Linked DNA regions of Homo sapiens: region 1 is linked to region 2. Evidence: chromatin loops called from intact Hi-C (ENCODE). Cell type or tissue: endothelial cell of umbilical vein. All regions are shown on one strand. Links, peaks and the distances in the headings refer to the core of each region. The heading gives the core; the rest is flanking DNA. Region 1 holds the start of LINC02471 (long intergenic non-protein coding RNA 2471). Region 2 overlaps CNTN1 (contactin 1).

Region 1 (8,351 bases), core at 165-8,164, 770 kb before region 2:
ATATGCCTATTACTATTATCATTATTCACTTTCAAAGAAAATTAAGTACATTGATCAAAAATCATTATAATTTTAATTTTTTCACACTGCATATTCTCCCATGAACTCTGACACTCCCCTACTCTCCCTTTCTACCCCATATCCCCTCTTGCCACCTCAAGAATTATTAGACTATATACTTAAGATATTGAATCACATTCTGAACATCAATCTCTTATGATACTAATCTATGACCTTAGGACCCATACACAATTACCTTGTTTTTCCAAAGTTTGTTTCTTTAAATAGTATGTATGGATGAGCTTTTGGCTAATCCTGAAACATGCTGTTTAGAATAAGTAGTCTGAATTCCATTCATCTTTTTGCATACTAACTCTTGAACCTGAAATATGCTCTTCCACACCTAAGCATAATATAATGAACAAGCACTGGCTGGCATTTTATGCCACATATAATTACAATAATGGACCATCCAATTTATAAAGAAAAAAATATGTCCTTCTGTTCCTCCCAAGGGGTTAGATTACTGTGTTGAATGTTACACAACAGACAGAAGTGGCTTAGCCAAATATGAGCTCATTTTCCCCATGTACAAGAAGTCTAGGGGTAGGCAGACCAAAGATGATGCATTAGAGATGGTGCTAACAGAACTCATCAGACCAGGCTCCTTCTCCCTTCCTTCTCTGCCATTCTAGTGTCTTTTATCCTCTTGGTTGTAGGATGGCTGCCCCACCTCCAGATGTCATTTGCATGTCTCATATGGGAGGAGGAGAGCAGGATGAAGGGCAAAGGTGAATTTTATTGCGAAAACAATGACATTCCCACAAGCTTCCTACAGGAAGTTTCCTCCTGCATCTTGTAAGTCTAGATTACATGGGGGCAATTCTACCTTAAAAAGAGTCTATGGAGGAGAATTTTTAACTGGACACAGTGCTGTCCTTAAAATTTGTGGAATGAAGAAGAGATGAAATATTAGGCAGATAATCAGCAGTGTCTGCCACATGGATCAAGACATTTTTGCTTGATTTATAGAGAATGATACTGCAACATCATTATGCTACCAAAGTACACCAGCATCAGCTTAATAGGGAAACATCCTTTACTAATATAAAACATAATACCAAAAATATTCAGTTAATAAAAGGAAGTAAAGTTCAAGATTTTTAGTAAGTCTCAACAGAAGACTCAAATAAACTCTGTAGTACTATATATTAGTGTTAGAGACTTCAGTAGGAATCCCTATTATCTATTAATATCTACTAATCATCTATCTAACCACTTATCATCTATATATATATTGAGAGACAGAGAAATAATTATAGATGTGATTATATACATATATATGTATTATTAGCATACATACATGTGTTTCCTACTTCAGTTTGCTGGGAGAGCCTAGAAGCAATGACACCCTATAGCAATGAGCACACTAAGTCTCTAGATCTTGCTTTCTAAATATCAGTCACCAATAGAAACAATCAATCAGAGCTCCTTGAAGGAATTATTGATTCTAGGGCTGGGATCGGGTAAATACTAGATGAACCTGGATCATCTTTTAGTGCCAGAAGTGCTCAAAAGCAAGCAAGCAAGAAAACAAACAAACAACAAACACCCCCCACCCCCTAAAAAATGAAGGCATGTCAAAAGGTCACAGTAACAAACCTGAAAGAAACCACTATGGCCAAAGCTGGAATAATTTGGGCAGTGAAATAAATAATGTGGTAGTGAATTATAATCCAAAGTTTAAAACACCACACGAGTCTGTGCTGGTACAAAGAAATCATTGAACAAATAAATAAATGGGAGACAATTGGCAAATTTTCCTTCCAGAAAATTTCAAATAACATATGCAGATATTCTCTCCTCTCCCTTCCACCTTGAGTGTGGGCTGAACTCAGTGATGCTCTCCCAAAGAATAGTGAAAGGAAAAATAGCAACTTTCTAGTGGAAAAGCACAACCTTAACCTAGTGGTCAAGGTTCTCATCACCAGTGATAAGTTATGTTGATGCTATATACCCCTGCCTGATATGAAAACCCATAACTCCAGTCTAATCATGAGAAAAACATTCTTAGTGTATAACTTTTATCTTCTTGGTTAAAATTGAACTTGCTAACATTCTACAAAATAGATATTCCTTAAAACTGTGAAGGTCATGAGAAATAGGAAAATACTGAGAAACTTTCACAGAGAAGAGAAGACTAAGGAGACATGACGGCTAAATGCAATATGATATTCTGCATGGGAATCTGGGATAGAAGAACATCAGTGGAGAAACTAGTGAAATCTACATAAAATTTGGAGTTTAGTTAATAGGGATGTACCAGTATAAGTCTGTTAGTTTTGCCAAATGTAGCAGAATAATGTAAGATGTTAACATGAGGAGACACTGATTGAAGGTATAAAAAAATTCTTTACACTATCTTTGCAACTTTTCTGTAAATCTCAAATTGTTGCAAAATTAAAAGTTTTTAAAAAAACTTCCACATAGTTAAAACTGGAAGGGATAATAGCCGGTTCGTAAAGCTTTACAATAACAGTGTGAACTTATGACTAATGGTCTCCAAAGCATCTCAGAGTGGATCAATACAAACTGTTTAAGCTAGGTACAGTTATTATATCAATACTAGTCTGGTTCAGGCTCCAGATCCTAAGGAAACAGAAGTCCACGTGTAAAGAGATATTTAATTTGAACTTTTCACTAAACGGTACTTACGTATGAGATTTCTGGATAATTGTAACCTTTGCAAGGTCAAGTGAAAGCTGCCAGCAGTTGAAATTAATCTACTGTTTTCTTCAAAATCAGGATATTCACAGTTAGGAACCTATGCCTGCAAAAGGAATTTTGGTCAATTCTATGTCATTTTTCCTCACAAAATCATAGAATTACCTTGAGAAATTCCAACTAAAAAATTGTTTCTACTTAAGAACTACATTTGTAGAGCAACAGTGTTGGCAACCAGCTAACATCACTGTGGGATATCAGAATTTTAATCTTGCTTTCCCATTCATTCTTTCAACGACCTTGAAAAACTTATTTAATATGTTCCTTGGCCACTATATGAGGTTGATTAAATTCTGTAGATTAAAAAAAAAGAACAATTATATAATCATCAAAAAGCTACTTGAAATAAAAGTGTTAACATACATATTGTGGAAGGACATTATACCACTTTGTGGAAGTCATACAGATATTTATTTTTTCTCTAGTTTTCTATTTATTAAGAGCAAAGTTGAATAGAAGTAACGAAAAAGTCATTCTTGCTGAGAAACAGAACAAATTGAAGTGATGAATGAAGGTTAATCTTCAAAGATATCCCCTACAGAAAACACTCCAAATATTTTTTCTTGTAGAGAGACTTCCTCCAGAAACCCAACATGAACTTAAACATCCTAAGTTGCAGTTCCATAACAACCGTTAAACTTCAACTTTTAAAAACCTTCAAGAAATGAATAGTCTTGACTCTGCCAACTTAGAAATTAAGAGAAATCTCTTCAAAATATATCAGCATCCTTTTCTTCAGTCTCTGATCTTGAGTTAACTTTTGGGAGGCTTTTGAGGCCCCTGTCATCGAGGAATGCAAGCATGTATAATTCAAAAGAGCCTTGTAATTGTACAGGGACATTCAGGATTAATTATGCATGTTGCCACCTCGCAGAGGTCCACAAGGGGGCACTCTTTTGCTGAACTTTTCTATACATTTCAAGGTAAAAACAGACTATGATAATAGGAATTTGGTCTATATATATTTATTTGTTTCTCATGGTTCTTTCAATTGTATCCTAGTCAGTTTCCTCCTTTGCTATCTTTTTTCAGGTGATTCTTTTTTATTGTGATAAAATATACATAACGTAAAATTTACTGTTTTAAAGTGTACAGTTCAGTGGCATTAAGTACATTGACATTCTTTTGTAACCGTCATCACCATCCAGCTCCAGAACTTTTTCATTTTCCCAAACTGAAACTCTATACCCATTAAAAAATAACTCCCCATTTTCTCCTCCCCCAACCCCCAGCAACAACCATTCCACTTTCTGTGTCTATGAATTTGACTCTAGGTACTTTATATAAGTGGAATTATAAAGTTTCAATTGACATAATTTTTCAAAGTTCATCCCTGTTGTTCCAGATGATTCTCAAATGAACTTTTCAACAATTTTACTAAGTACCCAAAGTTTTAGGAAAAACTAGGCTAAAAGAAGCTGATATTATTGGCACTTCTATATATGTACCTGCTCTTTATTGGTCTTTTCTTCCTCATTTGTCCACATTCCTCAACTTCCTAACTGACTCACCATTGTTTAGTGAGTCAAATTCAACCAACCACCTTTTTTACTTAATTCATCACAAAAATTCCTGTCTTTCTTACCATGGGCTTCAATTCTCATTTAAATGACTGTTCATCTAACATTTGCAGTTGAACATAGTAGTAGCAACTCTATTTATTTATTTAAGACATGGTCTCCCTTTGTTGCTCAGGCTGGAGAGCAGTGGCACCATCTCAGTTCACTGCAGCCTTGACCTCACAGGCTCAAGCGATGATCCTTTCATCTCAGCCTCCTGAGTAGTTGAGACTACAGGCATGAGCCACCACGCCCAGCTTGGTAGCAACTTTTATACAAGGTCACAGCACCGAAAAGCAAAGATAACTGAGTATAAAGTACTTCCTGATCCAGTACTAATGAAGATGGGTGGGGGCAGAGGGTGGTGGCACTGCCTGGATTAAGTTTGTTTTAAAGTTCTCTCACATGATACTATATCCTCTTAGCCAAAAATTGTAAATTTCCTTTTTATTTTTATTTTTGTAGAGATGGGGGGTCTCTCTATTTTGCCCAGGCTAGTTTCAAACTCCGGGGCTCCAGGTATCCTCCTGCCTTGGCCTCCCAAAATGCTGGGATTACAGATGTGAGCCACCATGACTGGCCTGTAAATTTCTTCATATGGCCAGAGAAAGAAATATCAACTGGGAATATTTTAACCAGCTTCACATACTTTAAGCACTATATGGTCTTTGTTAATATCATTTTCCTCTTCTATATTGATGATGTTTGAAAACAAAGTGAACAGGCAATTAATCAAACAAAAAGACCTACAATGCCTTTCAGGGTCCACTGTGCTATCAAGTAAATAAATATTTTTGGAATAGCAGATTATTACACTGTAATGAGTTTAGCCTGAGAATACCATAGCCATTTAGAGTAGTTGGGGCTACAGGTATGAGCTGCTGCGCCCATCTTAGTAGCAACTTTTATAGAAGGTCACAGATAACGCCAAAACGCTAGCATCTGCTAGTGTGCACTGTATGCATGAGAGTCAGAGAAATTATTCCAGAAGAAAGACGAAAGGGGTGAAAGCTCTATTTAACTGCTCCCATTGCTTGATCCAGACACTTCTGACAGTCTGTTTTTACAGACATGGCAAAACAACACTTGGAAGTCATTTGAGAAAATATTCCTGGTATCACAGAGGTAGGCAAAAGGACAATTGATATCTGTTGAATATTTATGTTCATATTGATTAACTCTTTGAGGTTGCAGAAAGAATGAGTCTTCCTCCTCACTAGGCAAAGAGAAGACTGTTACAGAAGAGAGCATCTGACATGCAAAGCATAACACCGATAAGCGTGGCCAGGCCCAAGAGCAAGACTCAAACTTATTCTTTTTCTTAAAGAATCTAACCGCAGCCATGTTTTTCATTGTTATTTTAAGTGTGGGAGGGAACCCCTGCCTTGTTCTTTTTGAAAATCCTGATGCTTTGATAAAATAGTTTCTAAAATATTTCCTATCTACCTGCCCTGCTCTGTTCTGGCTATAATTACTAGGCTAGCCAAAAATAAACTCTCCCAAGTGTTACATCTAGTTGATTGTTGATTTCCTAGAGGGGGAAAAAATAAACTGTAGTAATTAATCATGGAAGCTTCTCTTTAAAAGAATGTTTACGTCATGGCTCAAGGCTCAAACTAGACCGGGTTTCTTATACTGCATATATTTTTGTTTTGTTCATTTTCTTCCTCTTTCCTCCCACCAAAAAACAAACAAACAAACAAACAAAGCAAAAAAAAACTGGAATCTGGTTTAAAGGGTCAAATGAGAGTTTTAGGTAGAAATACAAACTCTTGTTTCTTAATTCCACATTATATGTGGTTACTGTTTTGAGCTGGTGAAATTTGTTGAACACTTAGAATAGTCATCCAAGAACCAGGGGGGACAGAATTTTAAACCAAATAGTCAGTGATTTAGATATAGTTTTAAATTTTTAAAGCTTATTTGACTTTACAGTTCCATTGAATGTAGGATGCTCCATTCTTTTGAAGACATAGGACAATTTGTTTGTTTCTGGACCAGACAAATTTGGATTTCCTAGACCACCGAATAATAATAATAATAATTGCTAACATGTACTTAACTTGCACAAGGTGCAGTAACATGAATATCATGTGGATTGTCTTATGCAGCTCTCCAAATAATGCTGTAAGGTAGCATTGTGGAAACTGAAACCCCTAAAAGTTAACTTGGTGGTAGCTTGTAATTGAGAAATAGAATGTAAACCAAGGTGGTTATACTTAATGCCCTGTGCTCTTAAAACAGTATCATGCTGCCTCCTTGGAGGAATCCTTAATTCAAGTAGGAAGATTTTTCCTTATTACATCTTTGCGACTAAGTTACTGTTTTTATGACTTTAGGCAAATCAATTGAACTGAGCAAGGAAGGTCTTGATTCAATGATTTCTCAAGTCCTTTTTCCTTTTTTTTTTTTTTGTCAAGGGAGTGTCCTCTAGCTGAGTGAAGTCATTTTTCCTTGAATGACTGACAGAATGGCTTTGGTTCACCTGTAATTCACAGTTTAGCTGATCCAGTGTACTGTAAAGTCTGTTTCACTCCACCAGCCAACAAGGAGCAGGCGGCCGTGGTTTTCTCATGTTCTGGGGGAAGCTGTTTGTCAGTGTTAACCTGGCTAACTTTGGACAGCTGCAACAACAACATCTATCCCTTGGCATATGGTGTGTTTAGATGCTAAACACTGCCTCATCTGTGAGTACTTCAGTTTTTGTTTTTCACACGAGCCGGGTGAATATAAAAATAGAGGTAAATAAAAAGAAATAACTGAATCAGCAACCTGGAATTTTCTCTCCTCTGATTAAAGACTGTTGTTAACTGAAAATGCTCCACTAGTTGTTTGAGGGTTTAAGACAGAAAAAGTGGGATGGAGGTGTTTGATAATTTGGTTGCTATGCAACCACTTTACAATTATGTAAGCTCCTACCATATGAGGTGATACAGAAAGGGTGGTAGAGTATGCTGACGCAGTGAGCACACAGAAGACTTTTTTCATGTGACAGAGCCAGAGTCTGAGATCTGCAGTTGCAGAATATTTAGGTAAGAAGTAAATGTCACAAATTATAAAGGCCTTTATTTATAGCAAGAATATGGGATTTCTATTACAGAGTTGGATGAGCAAAAGCTCACCAGAAACAGTATTAGTTTCAAGGAAGGAAGACACACACATCTGTCCTTTGAATCAGGACTTACTCTAACCAAAATTCAGGAAAGATTTTTTAAAAAAGGAAACTAAGAATATGGTATACTTTATTATTATTTAATTAGCCTTGCCCAGTTGAATCTTTTTCAGTAATATTGTAAGGTAGGTGGTACTATTATCCTTATATAAATGCAAAAACGTAGGCTTAAGCGACATTCAGTAATTTGCTCAACATCATATAGTTGGGAGTAAATCTGGGCTGTGAACACAAAACTTTTAGTTCAAGTCCAGTATTGTTCTCATTACATTATGCTTCACAGATGATCATGTACCCTCAGTGTTTCTTTCATATTATACGTTCTATCTTTTATGAAATCCACTGATCTGTTGAAAATCTTATTTTTATTTGTTTTTGCTAGATATCAAGGGTTTATCTCTGACCCTTCCTGGTGGGTTTACTGAATTTCAGAAAAGGCTACCTAATTGATTTTATTGCATATGTTGTAATTTATTGCGTATGTCATTTACTCAAATATGCAATTTATTGCATATATCATTTTAACGTTAACTGAAAGAGAGAAAGTGTGCATAGTCTAAGAAACAAGACAATTGCAAGTTATTCAAAGTGGTCTTTACAATTTAGCCAGCCAAAATCTCTGACTCATGGATCTAATGCCAAGATGACAGCCTCACTGAGGAAGTTTCTTGGTGCGTCTGTTTACAGCTTGGCCAAAGGGCAAGTGGACACTTCTTTTCGAAGGGGTGGTATTATGCTCTCTGGATTTAGAAAAGATTAGTTAACATCATAAAGCTAGAGTTAGATCAGCATGATGTTATGTAAAACATAGTGTTCCCTAATCTTGAGTCACAATA
Region 2 (8,351 bases), core at 142-8,141:
AACTGCTTCTCAACACGGCTGTTTGTGATAAATTTTAAACCAGTTGTTCAGATCCAATATCCGTGTAATTTATTGATTGATTGTTCTAGATGGTGCTGAGTGCCAACGCTAGTCACATGTTTAGAAAAAAATCAACAAAAACTGGCTCAGAAAAGAGACTGATTTTCTCAACATCAAGAAGCTCTCCTTTGCATTCAGACTCTTGTTCAAAAATCATTAGGCTCCTTTTGTTTTCCAGACAACCCAGGAGAATGATGTACACAGATGAAAGACGTAGCCACCTGTTCTCAAGCATTTGCAATCTAGCAGAACAGAAAGTTGTACCAAGAATCATAGCAAGTGTATTAAGTACCATAACCTTTATGGGGAGCTACAGGAACTCAAAAGAGGACCAATAAAAGCCAGGAGAGATGAGAGGTTTTGGCTTCCTGTTGGAACTAACTATGGCTAGGTCACCAAAGGATCATGCAAATTTTGATAGGACAAGAAAAGTAGAATGATGATTCTAGGAAAACCGAAAGCATATGCGGAGGCTCAGGGGCATGAAAGCACAGCTTGTTTGGGGAAGTGGAAAGTAGTTAAGTTTGGCAACACATGGTACATTTGGAAAAATGACAGGAGATGCACAGAAAATAATTTTAAATGAAGAACCTGATGTTTGGCTCAGTATTATGGAGGCAAATATCTTTGTTTTGAATTAAAATGGAGATTCTGTTTCTGATTTTTTTCAAGTAATTTTTTTTCAATGTTCTCAAATTTTCTTTGACTTATAAAGCAGTACAATGTAAAACAATTTCATATTTCTTGTAGTTTCTGAGGAAGACAAAGGATTTGGACCAATTTTTGAAGAGCAGCCAATCAATACCATTTATCCAGAGGAATCACTGGAAGGAAAAGTCTCACTCAACTGTAGGGCACGAGCCAGCCCTTTCCCGGTTTACAAGTAATGTACCTCGCTTCTCTTTTCAGAGTGGAGTGTCAGAGTAATGATCACAGATCAGCATCTATGAACTTGTACAGATGTAATATAGTGCTTTCTGCAAATTCCATGGACATTAACAAAAATATTGGCATACAAACTATTAAAAAAGTTGCCTAATGCTCAAATAGCAGATTTTCTTAAATATATGCAAATAATTCTCTTACTATTTTTTGCACAGATAATGTTACTGGCATTTGACATTATCCACTTATAAATTGTATAATGGAAATCATGTTTTTAGGCCCATGAATGGTTACATAAAATTATGCATAATTTAAATATACAGATTTGAGGATAAAATGTTTTTGTTATGTACTGGCCTGCATAACTCATACCTACAGATATGGATAAATTTTTATATTAAGTACATTTAAAGATCTTGCACAAATAACTGTAGAAAGCACCATATTTTTCAACAGTCTCATATCTATATTCCACCCAACACAGCAAATTTCTTAAATGTCTCTACCTATAGGAAAATCTATATAAACATACCTCTTACTATTTTTCTGGGTTACATATGTATGCTATCTAAAACAACTTTATAAAAAGCAACAATGAGTTTTCCTGCTTCAGATGGGTCATAAAAGTATACTAACAGTTTCTCATCTGATGCAAAGAATGAGATGCAAAAATCAACCAAATGCCAGTGGATTTAAATTTCACCTGTGCAATGGTTCCATGAAGACAAAACAAGTGACTGATGGAGAAATTGGGGGCTCTAGTGTGTTAATGTCACCTGACTTAATTGAAAGTTGTCACTCAACAAAGTTAATTTTAATATTTTTTCCTTGATACAAAAGTAACTTTCTATTATTATAAAAAGTTCTTACAAAAGAGAATATCCCTTTCCACCCATTTGATTCTAACAGTACTCAGTTTTTTCCTGCCTTTGGCTATAATCACAAAATTATTCTTAAGATAAAATTGTGAATTTAGATACAAAATCACCATCCCATTGAAATTATTTTTATCGTTTCAATTTCATACATGGAAATATGATATAAGTAGGTATTTTATAAATTATAAATAACACATTTGTTCTCAAAATATTTGATGGGCTAGACTTATTTCCACCCTTAAGCCATATATAATGAGAGCCTATTTGTCATTGACATGGAATAGTAGAACTAATAGGATCTGTAGAGGAGATCCAATCCAAGAAAATTTTACAGGAGAGGAAGCTGAATCCTGAATAAGTAAATTTGCTTGCTCAAGAACTAGTAAATCACAGATCCAAGACTGAAACACAGTTTTTATGACTTCCAATGAGGTATGCAATTTTTTCATTATTTATCTATCTGGATAGATTGATAGAATCCCAAAAACTCTTTCAGTGACACTTATGCTGTGACACTCTGTTGTTAACAGTCACACAAGGGACCTTAGCAAATCAGTCTCTAGGCTAGAACAGAGGCAACCAAAAGAAAGGGCTGCTCTCAGATAACATTCTAGAAACATGGAAAAGGCTATGCTTCTCCTTGCTGCCCCCATGCCCCCACCCCACAGGCACAATAAAAAGCAAAGCTTTGCTTTGCCAGTAAGTCACCAACTGCCTCTCTCAGGTTGCACCCAGCACTGAAATTCCCACTTTGAGTTTGGCCTGGTTATCCATACACTAATAGACAGAACTGGAGAAGACAGATAGATGTTTAATCTTGTTATGAAGACAGTCTGCATTTGACAGGAAAAAAAAAAGTGGGGGGAAAGAACAGAAAAAAAATCAGCTCATGATGGAAATAGTTTGATGGAAAAGAACATTTAAAGTTTTTAAAATGTACATAATTTCAGGACAAATTATACTAACCTTGGTAATCATCCAATTTTTCATTCATATAGTAGTTATATATTTGTAGCATGTTCTGGGACAACGTGCTATTCATAGCAACATCCTGAGAGGTACAACAGGGTACTTTACTTCTGACTTATAAGCCTTGAGGCTTTCATTATCTTGCCCCCATCCCCAAAGAAACAAGCATTACAATAAAAAAGTATTAAAAGGGATTGTAGCAATAGTCTATGTTTCTGAAACTAGACCAGTGAACTTCTTCAAAGACAGAAAAAGGTAATCCTTATATGATGTCACAAGCACAATCAGATCCATGTGGAGGAAGGTAAGATAATAAACAAATATTTGGAACCAATATAATGAGGGAGAAATTACAAAAATTGGAGCTGCCCAACAAAGAAACCCACTGTCTTGACAAGAGCTAAGCAACTTAACACTAGATGGTTCAGGCAGGGACAATATTGCCATCACCTGGGGGAAGAGGAAGGCTTTATTCATTGGATTGTAATTTAGTAAGTTTTAAAAATGCAAAATCACAGTTTTCTATACTTGCTTTTAAATTATCTCCTATACTGCGAAAATTGTAACTAATAATGTTCCAGTAACTTTGATTTGACAACAGATATTCTAAAGTCATTAGGACTTTTGGGCATGATTATTACTCTAATTAGAAGTGGCCAGGAAATGAGCGATGTGGCCACGAGCCACTACTACTTGAGCGATTTGACCACAGCTCTAGGCTTATGACTTTCCTGAGGACATGGAACTTTAAAGGATAAACCCTGATAAAGAATGATTATAAAATTATACAGTTGGTTCTCTTAGTTGAGAACTATTTTCTACATGCATTCTTTTCATCATCACATCAGAAAGTTAGATCCCTGTTTCCAGTCTATTTATAACACTATCCCTATCAGTTAATGCTCTGATTATCTGCAGCATGTCTTATATTGTTATGATATTATGTGGTTGGGGAGAAAAAGAATTGTTCCTCTTTTTCACTTTATTAAAAGTAATCTTAGAGTAATGAGAAAAGACATAAGTGACCACTAACTCTAGGCTGAGGAAAATCCAGATTTACTTGTATATTTGTGGCTCGGAATAAATTTTTAAAAACCCAACTGACTTTTATCATTTTCAAATTGTGTGACTGACCTCTAGTGGTCAGAATATGTCACTTATTGAGCAGAACCCACTGTCAATTAGTTTGTTTTATTGAAAAATTACTTTGAAATTTAGAGTCAGATATTGATATTTTGTATTTTATTTATGGTAGAACAATGCTTTTAATACTTTATACAGTATATCTGCATATGTATGAATCTAACTGGTGCATAGATGGCTATCAATTACATCCCAAGAAATCAATTTATGGAGAAAAACTCAACAAAATATTTGTCACTTGAGATACCTCACAAAAAAAAGACAAAATACGTCATGTACTTTGATGTTTCCTTGTCTGTACTTGAGCTAAATTACAAATTATGGTCCTAGAGACTCAGAATCATAGAGTACAAAGAAATACCACCTGAATCATATTCTTAATTGTCTGACTTCACATGGAGCCGTACCCAAATTATTTTAGAACTGTGTTAGCTCCGTAGAGTTTCTAGGTCTCATGACCTGTGATATGACCTTTGTGTCTTTTTCTCATAGATGGAGAATGAATAATGGGGACGTTGATCTCACAAGTGATCGATACAGTATGGTAGGAGGAAACCTTGTTATCAACAACCCTGACAAACAGAAAGATGCTGGAATATACTACTGTTTAGCATCTAATAACTACGGGATGGTCAGAAGCACTGAAGCAACCCTGAGCTTTGGATGTAAGTAAACTGTAACTTTTAAAAAAGGGCAAGCGTGTTTAGGTGAGTTCAGCAAGAAGAACAATCAGGAAAGGATAGTGAGAGGAAGGCATCATAGATGAGGTGGATCTTACAAGATGAGTGGACCCTAATTGTGTAATGGAGACAACAAAGCACCACAAGGCATACTATGAATGCACTTGAAACAGTGAAAGATGATGTTGTCAAATAAAGGAAGGCCAGCGTCTGAGGATCTTGAATGACTCTTTAAAAGTTAGCATCAGGCTGGGCGCGGTGGCTCACACCTGTAATCCCAGCACTTTGGGAGGCTGAGGCTGGTGGATCATGAGGTCAGGAGATCGAGACCATCCTGGCCAACATGGTGAAACCCTGTCTCTACTTAAAATACAAAAATTAGCTGGGCGTTGTGGTGCATGCCTGTAATCCCAGCTACTCGGGAGGCTGAGGCAGGAGAATTGATGGAACCTGGGAGGCGGAGGTTGCAGTAAGCCGAGATTGTGCCACTGCATTCCAGCCTGATGACAGAGCAAGACTCTGCCTTAAAAAAAAAAAAAAAAAAAAGACATCAATGGAAGCAACAAGCCATGTATTATCAAAGGGGCACTATCACCCCTAAGGGGGTGAAAATTGTCTTTTGGGGGAAGAAAATGTCACATATTGCAACATAATGTCTGTGACTCTTCAAAGATCAACCCAATATGACAATATTGTATTCCCTAATATTTAACTTCTAATAGTAGGAATAAATTTAATTATATTTTAGTTAATTTATTTTAAATTTAAATTACATGAAACATTTCTTTTAATTAGGGCTAATAATGAAAAACTGTGCTAAGCTAAAAATTAGAGGTTGTTTTGAAAGAAAATTTTACATTGGGAGATGAGTTGGACCAGGTGATCTCCAGTATGTGATTTGTCAGCACTTAAATCTTTTGCAAAATGAATTATAGGATGAAAACAATGTTTTAAGAAGTCCTTCATGGTAGGGTTTATCAGGAGGGAATGAGAAAGGTCCAGGAAGAGAAGTAAGATTAAATTAGTGTGGTGAGAGTGGAAATGTAAATAATATACATTAACCATAAGGAAAGAATTAACAGGTTGCATTGCACAAAAGGAAAGAAGACTGTACATTTTTTTTCCAAGTTATGTCTAGTCAGAGGGTAGAAACATTCTGTTCTCATTAATAATGGGATGGGAGCAAGAAAAACCAATTTCAAGGATGGCAGGAAGCATTTAAATGGTTGCTTCACATGCAGAGGTTATTTTGATATTGAGTTATCCAAGTTGAAATGTCAAGTAAGCTATTGAGGATAGGGATGGCATTCAAGTAAGACACCAGGCCTAGAGAAGTAGATTTGAAAAGTCCTCTGCAAAAAAGTAACACTTAGCATAGATGAATTTTCAGAGGTATACACTTTATACTGAGAAAAGTAACAATTCAATGTTATAATTTGGGTGCCGATCACAGGTTAGGAACAGGAAGAGAGGCAGAAAAAAATAGAATGAGTATCAGTAAAACAAATGAAGAACTGGAAGAATATCAAGGAATCAAGTGAAATGTAAGTTCCAAATACATAGAAAAGAGTAAAGAAAATTAGAACTGAAACAAACCCAGAATTTGAGAAGGAGCAAGAGATTGGTTACTTTCACGTTCCCTAATGAGGGTCCTGCCTTTCACCCTTATTCCTTCCCGATATCCAAGCCCTCCCTCAGGAAGAGAAATACCCTTCAAATGAGTCCATTCCTCTAAGTCATTCCTTCTTACTTACTTTCTTTGGTAGGTCCCTGGTTTGTCTGATTTCATTGTATTTCCAGATACCCTGACTGAGATTCTCCCTAAGTCTGAAACAAAAGTCTTCAGGATATTTGTGATTTTCAGGGTTGTCAGAATTCTTATGCAGGCTGCTCCCAATATCCATAGACTTTGAGCTCATAACAGAACTTTTTAATAGTCTATACAAAATCTCAGCAATGTAAGAACGAGGAGCTGACTTTACTAGGCTTCACCAAACCACTGAGAAGTGCTGTATCTCACGAATGAGTTATTTGCTGAAAGGTAAAATTGATGAATGTCTCTCTTTCTATTGACCAGAGAGTGAATGTTTCTCTTTTTTTCTTTCGTAATTAGATCTTGATCCTTTCCCACCTGAGGAACGTCCTGAGGTCAGAGTAAAAGAAGGGAAAGGAATGGTGCTTCTCTGTGACCCCCCATACCATTTTCCAGGTAAACTTAATTCCTCTCTGACTATTAGCATCTATGAAACAAAATGGACAAGTTTCCATTTTCTTAGTAATAATGCTACATTATTAATAATCATGGCTTATTATTAATTAAATGAGACTGAATATTTGCATACCTTGTAATGTGTCACTAATTGTTGTGGACACTTTCTTTCTTGGCTCAGTCACCTGGCTCTAGTCCCAAGGATCTCTAATCATTTTAGTTTATAAACATATATATATATATATAGTATTATGTCATCATTAAAGTTCCTATTCCATAGGGAAATTCTGTTAGATTTTCTAGAAAATATTCCTGAAATAGAACAGTACCAAGAAAGGATGTATAATCAATCATTTTCTTAACAAGTTAGTATCTATGAAATACTGTGAACTGTATGTAACTAAACCCTAGAAGGGATAAAGACATAATAAATTATTAATCTCCTTAGGAATACCAATCAGCAAGAATAATCATCTACTTTATAAATGGGGCTAAATTAAGTGTCATCTGTTATGAAATTCAATTTTGAATCTATGTTTTCTGTAATTTTATATGGCTAAGACAAAAGCCACCAAAGTGCTAATTAAAAGATGAATTCCTCATATACTTTCACCAATTTTCATTTATTTATCAAATATCTCTTTGAAACAATATATAAATACCTGTTTTCACAATTTAAAAATCATGTTTCTATTCTTTTAGTTCTAATATTATGCCTTAAATTTGACTTTAAACATCTCCATAGAGAATGAAACGTAACAGGCTTTTAAACTCCATACAGGATTTTGTGTGGGATACATCAATCTGATGTGTGTGTATGTACATATACACACACATATATTTCACACAAAATTATGTTATATATTCCACATGAAATTGTGTGTGTGTGTGTGTGTATATATATACACGTATATATACGTATATACGTATATATACATGTATATATATATATACGTGTATATATATATATACACATATATATATATAGAGAGAGAGAGTTGTGGTTGTTTACATATCAAATATTTGTGATTTTCTCCACAATAGGAGAAAGATGATTGCTTGATAAATACAGGAGGTACATATAAAATTCAAAATTTTCTAACACCCTTTCAATGAGAAAAACCTTTTTCTTAAGGAACTATTGAAATTATATATATATATATATATATATATATATGTATGTGTGTGTGTGTATATATATATATATATATATATGTATATATACATATTTTAAAAACCTACCATTTTCATAGTGTTTCCCACAAAGTAATGACCAAAACTATCCAGTGACTACATTTGACCATATTCAATACTGGATGGACTTCACTGCATCACTCATTGACTCAGAAAATCTCTTATGAGTATTTGTTATACAGCAGGCACAATGTATGCCACAGAAATGCCTCAGTGGAGCAAAACAGGAAAAGCTACCAGCCTTCAGAGGTCTTCCACGGGGAGAGTCAGACATTAATAAGATAAATGGCTAAAAGACATGCCATGTTAGATATTGCTAAATAAGGATAGATA

The links. A loop is a pair of places that touch in the nucleus more often than their neighbours do. Peaks named below come from ENCODE experiments on the same cell type or tissue, not always from the same donor. Only the 100,000 strongest peaks of a DNase experiment are listed, where the experiment ranks them.
Region 1: it touches region 2 in a loop (4-fold over the local background); 15 of 110 quality-filtered maps call a loop at or near these places.

The regions. Positions count from the first base shown.
Region 1 is chr12:40,149,314-40,157,664 of GRCh38, forward strand. It overlaps LRRK2-DT (LRRK2 divergent transcript), which reads right to left. Exons shown (of 9, transcript NR_186757.1): 7 at 2,716-2,830. LINC02471 (long intergenic non-protein coding RNA 2471) reads left to right here and starts at 6,926. Exons shown (of 2, transcript NR_146526.1): 1 at 6,926-7,030. In endothelial cell of umbilical vein, for the core only: a CTCF peak has its summit at 3,654 (motif pointing right); a DNase peak (open chromatin) is centred at 3,688.
Region 2 is chr12:40,917,829-40,926,179 of GRCh38, forward strand. It overlaps CNTN1 (contactin 1), which reads left to right. Exons shown (of 24, transcript NM_001843.4): 4 at 811-943; 5 at 4,428-4,600; 6 at 6,729-6,824. Among named protein-coding and RNA genes, the nearest start is that of CNTN1, 230 kb to the left of the region's middle. In endothelial cell of umbilical vein, for the core only: a CTCF peak has its summit at 3,946 (motif pointing left); no DNase peak of the experiment used is centred there; H3K27me3 peaks cover 386 bases.